Linked DNA regions of Homo sapiens: region 2 is linked to region 1. The links are chromatin loops, found by intact Hi-C in ENCODE. Cell type or tissue: heart left ventricle. All regions are shown on one strand. Region 1 has its middle 5.7 kb from the start of RGL4. Region 2 overlaps BCR (BCR activator of RhoGEF and GTPase).

What was found. Peaks named below come from ENCODE experiments on the same cell type or tissue, not always from the same donor. Only the 100,000 strongest peaks of a DNase experiment are listed, where the experiment ranks them.
Region 2: a loop joins it to region 1, with 5 times the contacts of the local background. A loop is called at or near these places in 1 of 110 quality-filtered maps.

Annotation. Positions count from the first base shown.
Region 1 is chr22:23,682,851-23,687,850 of GRCh38, forward strand. It overlaps the pseudogene GUSBP11. Among named protein-coding and RNA genes, the nearest start is that of RGL4, 5.7 kb to the right of the region's middle. RefSeq lists a silencer at 2,312-2,606. In heart left ventricle, no CTCF peak of the experiment used is centred here; no DNase peak of the experiment used is centred here.
Region 2 is chr22:23,196,361-23,201,360 of GRCh38, forward strand. The region is part of intron 1 of BCR (BCR activator of RhoGEF and GTPase); the gene reads left to right. Among named protein-coding and RNA genes, the nearest start is that of BCR, 18 kb to the left of the region's middle. RefSeq lists an enhancer at 2,612-3,553 and a silencer at 4,981-5,000. In heart left ventricle, no CTCF peak of the experiment used is centred here; a DNase peak (open chromatin) is centred at 3,071; H3K27ac peaks cover 846 bases.

The DNA.
Region 1 (5,000 bases):
TTGCAAACCAGAACCAACAACTGCACAGAAACAGCTCCTTATGCGCCATCAGACACTCTCCAGACCTGCCCCTCACTCACAAATGTAACAAAGCAGCATGAACCCAGGCAGTCTTCACTCCTCAGGGCCACATAACAACCTCTATCGGTCAGGAAGCCTTTGATCTGGGCCAGGCTGCCGACCCACAGGGGTTAATTGTGCCTCTCATGCTGAGTGTTGTTTCTCCTCACTGGACTAACCCCCACCCTTCCACCAAGAAGGGCCCCCAGGGAAACTGCTGTTTGACATCCAGGAGCCCATGTGGAATGTTCCAGCAACCTGGATGGCCTTGGCCACCTCTAATACCAGCCTTTCCCTCTGTGGGGCTCCCTTCCTGGCTCTTGCTCATGCAAGTCAATCTAAAGTGGCTGAGATGTCCTGCTCCCTCACCCTCCTGGGTCACCCTGATGGCATAGGCAGGTGTCTGCATTCAAGAACGAGTTACCCACAGGCCAACTTCCCTGGTGTGGGGGACAATGCCTGGGGCCTCCAAACAGCCAGCCCCAGGTAAACAATCCAGCTCTGACACAGCTCAAAGACTGTGTGGCGTACCTGGAGAGACTCTCTGGTCCTGTGCCCTCTTCTGGCTCACTGGATTCTTAGGATTATTGAGAGACTGGGCTTAAAGCTCTCAGCCTAGGGCCCACAATGCCACAGGGAATCAAATCAGCATGACCAGGGATCGAAGACCTCTCCTTGGCTGGGAATGGGGAATCAGGGTTGCAGAGACAAGGGGCACAGAGAGATGCCTGTGCCATCAGAGAAGGGACTGGGGATCTGGTCCACTCTGGGCTCCTCAACCTGAGCGTGAGGCCTTGCTGTGCCATGAGCTCACCTGCCCCTTGGGAGTCCACTGTGACTGCAGTCCAGTGGGGTCAATGTCCACACTGATGCCGGAAAGAAGTCCTGGGAGATGCGGAGGGCATCCTGTAGCGGCAGGCAGTCTGGGTGGTCCACGGGTGTGAGCTTCAGCAGGTCCTGGGAAGGGATGAGGTGGTGAATTGGGGGCCGTGTTTTTGGGGTTCGATGAGAAGCTCCTGGGGGAATGCTCAGTCCTCACCAAAAGAATTCAAAGGGCAGGTACTCAGGGACCCACACTCGTGCCTGCAAAATCTGAACTGAAAATTAGAATCGGAGCAGCAGGGTTGATTCTAAAAGGGGCTGGGCTCGCTTTTCTCCCTGCTGCAGTCATTACTCGTTTCCCCTGGCAGAGGCAGCCGGGTGGAGGCTCATCTCTTCAAGCAGCTGGGAGAGACACCCCACTACCCACCCTGCAGCTGCTCCAAGGATACTGGAGACAAAAAGACAGGGGCTGGGGAAGCAAGATGTTCCTGCCTCGACCAAGACAGCAATTGGCCAAATGCCCTGACCCTGCTGGCATGGTTACCGCAGGCCAGGCAGGCATATTCAGGGCTCAGGATCCCTCTGCCTGACTTTTCAAATGGGCTGTTCTCAGTGACTCTGGCCCCCTCCCACCCTGGGCTCACTCTTGAGAAACTCCTAAGCCTTCTCTGGCCCTTCAGGGGCCTTAACGCTTATGTGTAGGACCAGGATGCTCTGAGTGACCTACTTGGTCAATGGGCTGCTACAGCAGAGCTGTTGGGGAAGGCAGAGAGAAAAAGGACAATGACAGACAAAGAACCACTCAACACCTCAGAGACCAGCTTTGTCCCCCACCCAACCGCCTTGCTCCCCACATGAACACCTGCTTGCAGGAAGCCAAAGTGGGTCCACAGCAGCCCACCTCTGTTCTCACTCCCAGGGCAGACAAAGCAGCAAGAACAGGTGACACACAGCCCCGGTGACCCTGTCCCCTCCCTACCCGTGCCTACTCTCCCATCAAACCTGGCTTCGAGGGCTGCCCGCCAGTCCTGTCCAGGCCTTATCTGGCTCAGAGCAGATGATCCCCTGCACCTCCCACCCTGAATCACACAGCTACACCCAGCACATGCTACAGAGGCCCAGCACACTCTGGATCACATCCAGAAACTCCACAATAGGGGAGGAGACATGCTGTTTCCCAGGAAGGGCAGCTCCCCAGACTTGGTCATTCTCAGACTCCTCCAGTCAAAGGCCGGGCACAGCCAGCTGGGATCGCCATGCTTCACTCTGACCCACACGACTGGCCTTGCCTCCTCTATGGGAAGAGACCCCTCAGCACAACCTCAAACCGAGACATAACAGGACAGGACAGGCTGGATGCTAGAGAGGCCAGCCAGATCTCCACACAAAGGCTCTGCTCTTAAGCAGGAGGTAGCCTGAGGGTCAAAGGTTTCCTGAAGCAACTCAGGTGAGACCTCACATACAAGAGCCCCAAAGAGGCTGCAAAAGCACCAGCTCAGCCAGCCAAGAACCCAGGTGTCACACCCTTCTCAGACCACTGAGGATCGCTGGGATTCAGCAGGAAAAGGTGGACATGACAGCTGATGGACCAATACTTCCCAACACCCTTCCAGCAAGCAGCTGTGCCCCGCCCCTCCCCACATGAGTCACTCAACTTCAGTCCTGCACATGGATGCCTTTGACCATGGGGTCATGGCTTTGGTCTCCTGCCATAGGGGCAGTGAGAGGAACAATGGTGGTCTGGGAAGGAGGATCCTAGACTGGGTGTCCCACAAGACCAGGCTGTGACAGATCCCAGAGCCAATACTCATGCGCCAGCCAGTCCCCAAACCCAACAGCTACCCAAAGCCCAGGATATAAATAGCCTGTGCACTGCTAAGCAGATACTTCAGGGAATGATCTGCTGGCTGTGAAGAAGATGCGGCCTCAGTAGGGTTCCACGAGCCTTCTGCCAGCAAAATCTTCTTTGCTTGGATGCCCATTAGAAACACTAAGGGAGCTCTTCAAAGGAACAGGCCAGACATGGTGGCTCACATCTGTCAACTCAGCATTGTGGGAGGCTGAGGCAGGAGGACAGCTTGAGGCTAGGACTTTTAAGACCAGCCTGGGTGGAACAGTGAGACCCCACCTCTACAAAAAACACAAAAATTAGCATGGCATGGTGGTGCATGCCCATAGTCCCAGCTACTTGAGAGGCAGAGAAGGGAGGATTCCTTGAGCCTGGGAGATCAAGGGTGCAGTGCCCATGATCATGCCACTGCACTATGGCCTGGGCAACACTGCAAAGTCCCGCTTTCAAAAAAGAAACAAACAAAACAAAACAAAACCAAAGATGCCTGTCTCCTGCCCCATCAAATAAATCCAAATCTCTGCAGGGTGACACAGGGTATTAACATTCTTAAATTTTGCCTTTGCTGAAGTAAACATATAGTAATGGCTGAAAACCACTGCGTTATGTAAATACACTTCCTATGACTTATTTGTAGTCCTTTTGTATCTAGCAATTTCTACAGACCCTCTCTGTGGGCTTCGGAAGCCAGAATGGGCAGGGCCAGGTGTGAGGTGTCCTAGGACACTGAGGGTAGAGCACAGCTCCCAGCTCAGGGGGACCCATTTCTGAGGCTAAGGCACCCACCTGGGGCTCAGCCTATCTTCAGAGGGAAAATCACACCTCAGAACACCAGACACCCAAAAGAAAGCTCCAGTTCGGCAGATACCTGCCAATAGACCCTGGAGTGGCTGCCCCAGGGAAAACTGCCATTGCACTGTCAGCTCCCTCCAGCCCTCTCTCAGGTCCCAGCAGGAGCAGATTTCTGACTAAGCTCAGAGGTCTCAACAAATGGCAGGTTGAACATCAGAGGAGTTATTAATAGGCCTATAGTTACCTCAAGACTCCACCTTACCAGGGCCAAAAATGAGTCCTGGGAGGGCAGCCAGAAAGAAAGTAGGGCAGAGAGGAAACACAGGGAGAGGGGCCCTGGGACCACGTCAGATATGGAGGGAACCAGGGGAACGAGAGCAGCCCTGATGATTGTACTCCCCACAGCCCCTGCATGCCTGTGAACCCTGAGAATTCAGGGTGAGGAGCTCACTCTTGCCTTTCACCTGTTCCTGGGCTCTGGCAGGCTGGCCTGCTTCCTGCCCCAGCCTCACCCACTCTCCGCACTCCTCGCCACTGATGTGGGCAGCTGATCTCTCCGGTTTGCTGGGCTCTCACCCTCTGCCCAATGGCACCAAGTTAACTTCTTCGCATGCTTTATTTTCTGTGATTAAAAAGGGAAACAATTCTCACTAACGCCATTTCTCAGAGGAGAAAACAGGCACAGGGATGTTCTATGACTTCCTCACGATCACCAAGCTACAAGGGGGAGCTGGGCTTTGAATGGAGGTCTACCCATGCTCCTAAAGTTGAGGCGTCCTCCAAGGAAAGGACAGCACCTATAAAAGCTCAATGAATGGGGCGGCAGTGTCACCACTAAGCCCGACCACGCTGCTACTCTGATATCCAACTTCCAGCCTCCAGAACAGGGAGAAATACAGTTCTGTTTTTGATGAGCTCCCCAGGCCGTTACAGCTCTTTCTTTGCTGTAACAGCCTGAACTAGCCCAGAAGTGCTATTCCATCATCTGTGTCATATTCCATCATTCAGAAGGGAGTCACTAACCCCTCAGTGCTGTCTCTGTGGACGCTGCCCACCCTAGGCTGAGATGAGGCACAGGGTCTGGGTCTAAATAAAATGGGAAGGCACTGGAAGGTGCAATGTCATAGGAGGAGGATGTCTGAATTTCATTTAATCTCAACCTCTACTGGTGCAGCATGAAAGATGAGGCCCAGAGCAAAAGTGTCTTTTCCCGAGATCACACTGTGGACCCCAGGCCCACTGGAGTTGCATTAGACGTTACCTCTCACCCCTTCTTGTATTTGTTCCATTTCTAAGTGTGTGCAATATCCACAGGGAACACCACACCATGAGTTTTTAAATATTTATCTCAAACATAACCTCATGAGTTCCCTAGGAAAGAGATGCTAGCATAACCCCCATTGTGCATGCTGGGGAGACCCCAAAACACCAAAGGAGTTCTCTAGGGTCTCACAACTGCTAAAATAAAGGCTGTTTG
Region 2 (5,000 bases), 490 kb before region 1:
GGCGAGACTCTGTGGATGGATCAGTGCCAGGGGCTGTGCGGGAAGGGAAACCTTACATCTGTCCTGTTTCTTAGGGGACGAGGTTGTGGAGGGGAGGGTATTCCAGGCAGGGAATGTGGGCAAGAACTCGGAGGCTTGAAGCATTCAGTATAGTCGTCTCTCGATATCCGCAGGAAATTGGTTCCAGGATTCCCTTGGGCAGCAGTCCCCAGCCTCCTTTTTGACACCAGTGACCAGTTTCATGGAAGAAATTTTTCCACAGACTGGGGGTTAGGGGATGGTTTCAGGATGGGACTGTTAACAGCTCAGATCATCAGGTATTAGATTCTCATGAGGAGCCTGCACAGCCTAGATCCCTCGCATACATAAGCCACAATAGGGCTTCTGCTCCTATGAGAATCTAATACTGCTGCCGGCCTGACAGGAGGTAGAGCTTAGGCAGTAATGGAGCAATGAGGAGCAGCTGTAAATACAGATGAAGCGTCACTCTCCGCCTACCGCTCACCTCCAGCTCTGCGGCCCAGTTCCTAACAGGCCACGGACTGATACCAGTTCATGGCCCGGGGGTTGGGGACCCCTGCCCTTGGGGATCCCAGAATCCTTGGATGCTCAAGTCCTTATGTAAAATGCCATAGCTAGCTTTTGCATATAACCTATACACATCTTCCTGTACACTTTAAATCATCTTGAGATTACTTATAATACAGTCATGCACCACATAACGACATTTTGGTTATTGATGGTGGTCCCATAAGATTATAATACTGTGTTTTTACTGTACCTTTTCTACATTTGGTATGTTTAGAAACAGATACCACTGTGTCACAATTGCTTACGGTATTCAGTACGGTAACATGCTGCACAGGTTTGTAGCCTAGGAGCAATAGGCTGTGCCACGTAGCCTAGGTGTGTAGTAGGCTCTGTCGTGTAGGTTTGTGTAGGTACACTCTATGATGTTTGCATGAAGATGACATTGCCTAATGATGCATTTCTCAACATATCCCCTTTTAAGCAAGGTATGGCTTTATCTAATAAAATATAAATGCTTTGTAAATAGTTGTTACAGTGTATTGTTATTACATTTATATTATTCTTATTGTTGGTTATTTCTTTCCAAATAGTTTCATTCTGAGGTTGCTTGAATCTGCAGATGTGGAACTTGAGGCTGTGGAGGGCCAACTGTATGCTCAGAAAGTAGCAGGCTCTGGTTGGAGAGTTGGTATAAAATGTGGACAACAGGGAAGGTGAGGGATAGGAGAGTTGGGGTCATCCTATGTGGGTCTCCGAAGCCAGGCTGAGGGTGTTGTGCTTTCTTTGAGGATGATAGGGAGCCACTGAAGGTTGTTAAGCTGGAGAGGGGATGCCTTTGGAGCTTTGCCTTGGGAAGGTGAGTTTGGCAAAAGTGTGTGTGATGGTCCAGTGGGAGTCAGGTACCTGGAGCTGTTGTCTTGAGGGGCGGTGGGGAGGAATGGGGAGGGATGGAGAGGACAAGGAATATGAGCTGATTCTGGGGAGGGGGTGACAGAAAGGGAGGCTGTATGAGCCTGGGGATGGTGAGCGCTGTGCTGGCAGGTTTCAGGGCCTTTCGGAGAGAGGACCAGGCCAGGAATGAAGAGGAAGGACAGAAGCGTGGGTTGCGGAGGGTGTGTGGAGTGGAGGGCCGGAGCAGGCCCTTGGGCCTTGCGTCCTGGGGGAGGTCACGTGAGAGAAAGAAGTGGGGGAGTTTATGTTGCGGAAAGGCTAAAAGGAAGTGACTGTTAGGAGGTTATGGGATAAAGGACAGAAGCCAGGCTCCAAGTGAGTATAGGAGAGACCAGAGCACTAAATTGGACCACAGTGTCCAGCATTCTGGCAGCAGGGAGGAGGTGGGTGGGGATTCAGGATTAGGGTCCGAGTGCTCCCCGAGTGTCCACCGTCGGCCTGCTCTGTTCCGGGGCAGGGCCACATCTTTGTCCGTGTGCCGAGGAGGGGACTGGTGGGCTGGAGTCCCAGGGGGAGATTATTCCAAGTAGGGGCTCCAGAAAGGTGAGTGATGTGTTTGGGTCTATGGGAAGGTTGGTGACCCCCAAAGAGAGGTGGCTGGGTTACTGCTGAACAGCTATCAGGGTGATATGGCTTTGCAGGGGTCCAGTCCATGGGCCTGACATGTTGTAGCTATGCTTTGAAGGCATTTTCCTGGTGGGAGGCCACCGCAGGTAAGGGGAGTGAAAGGGTGGCTGTGGCGGCTGTTCCCTGTGGCTGGTGGCCATGGATAAGTGAAGAGGAACGTGATGCTGGGCACCATGCTGGTGGTGCCTGGGGCAGAGCCTGGCCTTGTGGGGCTGTGGAGCAGGGTGAGGATCTGGGATCTAGGACTGCTATGCACCGGGCCGAATCGTGATACCCAAGGGAGGCATCTTGTCGTGGAGCAGTTGCATGGGCCCGCCCTTGTTCCCTGGAGCAGCTGGTGAGGTACTGTTAGAATTTGGCCCTAACAGGACTGGGCACAGTAGGTCACACCTGTAATCCCAGCACTTTGGGAGGCCGAGGCTGGTGTATCACCTGAGGTCAGGAGTTCAAGACCAGGCTGGCCAACATGGCGAAACCCGGTCTCTATTACAAATACACAAAAATTAGCTGGACGTGGGGGTGCACACCTGTGATCCCAGCTACTCAGGAGGCTGAGGCTAAAGAATCACTTGAACCTGGGAGGCAGAGGTTGCAGTAAGCCAAGATCACACCATTGCACGCCAGCCAAGGCGACAAGAACGAAACTCCGTCTCAAAAAAAAAAAAAAGAATTTGGCCCTAACAAATGCAGGTTGTGATTATTAACATAAGTCTGGTTTCCTCTCTCATGGCATTTCTTTAGTGGCCAGATGGTGTGAGTGGCTCCAGAAGACTCTTCTCTTCTCTGTGCAAGAGCCAGGAAGGCTCTAGAAAGGAATGTCTGAGGAAGCATCGGAGACTGGGTCCCGCCATGCCTGTGTCATCTCCTGGCTTCCCCGGCCCTTGTGAGCCCCGCGGTTGCTTATTTATCCTGCTAAGGCCACAGTCTCAGGTTCCAGAAACTCTGGCAAGGAAGTCTGGGAAGGTTGATGGGGATGGGCTGGCGGGCTGGGAGAGGTGCTTTGTTTTCACTCCTCAGGAAGCTTGAGGCTTCTTGTGGAAGCGTCTGCTGCTTTGGGCTGGGCAGCTGCGCCCCCAGAAAGCCAGCTAGGGGTCTGCCGCCTAATACCATGGGTGGAAACTATTGCAGTCAGCTGTTGGGATGCAGGGGAAGGTATTGGTAGGACTGGGGTGCCCTGTCTCCTTTGTCCCCATGAGTGCAGGGGATAGATCTGAAAGGAGAGGGGAAAATGGATGTTTTCTTCTTTGTCTCTCCTTTCTCCCTGCTTTCAAGTCTGTGAATTAATTGGAGTCATTCCCAAGGGAGGAGGGTCACTTTATTGAATTTTAAGACAAGGCGGGGCCAGGCGCGATGGCTCACGCCTGTAATCCCAGCACTTTGGGAGGCCAAGGCGGGCAGATCATGAGGTCAAGAGACCATCCTGGCTAACACAGTGAAACCCCGTCTCTACTAAAAATACAAAAAAAAAATTAGCCGGGCGTGGTGGCGGGCGCCTGTAGTCCCAGCCACTCAGGAGGCTGAGGCATGAGAATGGCATGAACTCGGGAGGCAGAGCTTGCAGTGAGCCAAGATCCACCACTGCACTCCAGCCTGGGTGACAGAGCAAGACTGCGTCTCAAAAAAAAAAAAAAAGCAAGACAAGGCATATGACAGGGCATGATACTGACGAGACCTTGGACATCAAAGGCTGGAGCAGGACTTCCTCCTAGGGAACATCCTCAGATATGTAGATGTCACCGTGTGGGCTCAGACATCCAGGGTGGACCAGAGCCGGTGGCTTAGGTCTGGTGGTCTGTCCCTGACTGCACTTTTTTCAGAGCTGTTTTGGTTTGAAGCTCAAAGCGGGCTTTTTATTTATTTATTTAGAGACAGGGTCTTACTCCGCTGCCCAGGCTGGTGCAGTGGCACACTCACAACTCACTGCAGCCTCAACCTCCTGGGCTCAAACAGTCCCCTCATCTCAGCATCTCAAGTAGCTGGGACTACAGGCATGCACCACCATCCCCCCAGGTAATTTTTAAATTTTTTGTAGAGACAAGGTTTCACTATGTTGCCCAGGCTACAAGAGGACTTTAACTTTTTTTTAATTAAAAAAAAATTTTTTTTGAAACAAGGTCTCACTCTGTCGCCCAGGCTGGAGTGCAGTGGTGCGATCATGGCTCACCGCAGCCTTGACCTCTCCAGGCTCAGGCGATTCTCCCACCTCAGCCTTCTGAGTAGCTGGGACGGCAGGCACATGCCACCATGCCCAGCTAATTTTTGTATTTTTTTGTAGAGATGAGGTGTCTTCATGTTGCCCGTGCCAGTCTCAAACTCCTGGGCTCAAGCGATCCACCCGCCTTGGCCTCCCAAAGTGCTGGGACTCCAGGCATGAGCCACCATGCCTGGCCAAGGGGGCTTTTCAAAGGCTGGGCTGGGCTGTTCATTTGGAAAAAAGGTTGGGGATGTTTTCACTTCACCAGGACTTCTGCCAGTCAGCAGGCTGGTACATTAGGAGCCCAAGTTTTGCCTGGTGCTGGTGGACGGGTCTAGGCCTGAGAAGCCGTAGTCTCCTAGTGCTTGGTGCTGCTAAGCCCAAAGAACAGAGTGGTTACAGGAAATGGAACATTTAGTCTGGCAGAGGCCAAGGGCAGCAGGTCCCTACTCTGGCTGCCCATGTAGTTAAAAAGTCACACACGTGCGCAGCTGGTCTGATTAATGAGTTTGTTTTTTGATGTCACAGTTTCTGGGCACAGCAGAGCTGGCTCCTCTGCTTGGGGTCTCCTCAGGCTGCAGTTGAGGTGTTGGCCGGGGCTGCATTCCCTGCTGGGGCTTGGGGTTCTCTTCTAAGCTCACCTGGGTTGCTGGCAGTGCTTACCTCCTGGCAGTTGTAGGACTGAGTCCCCATTTCC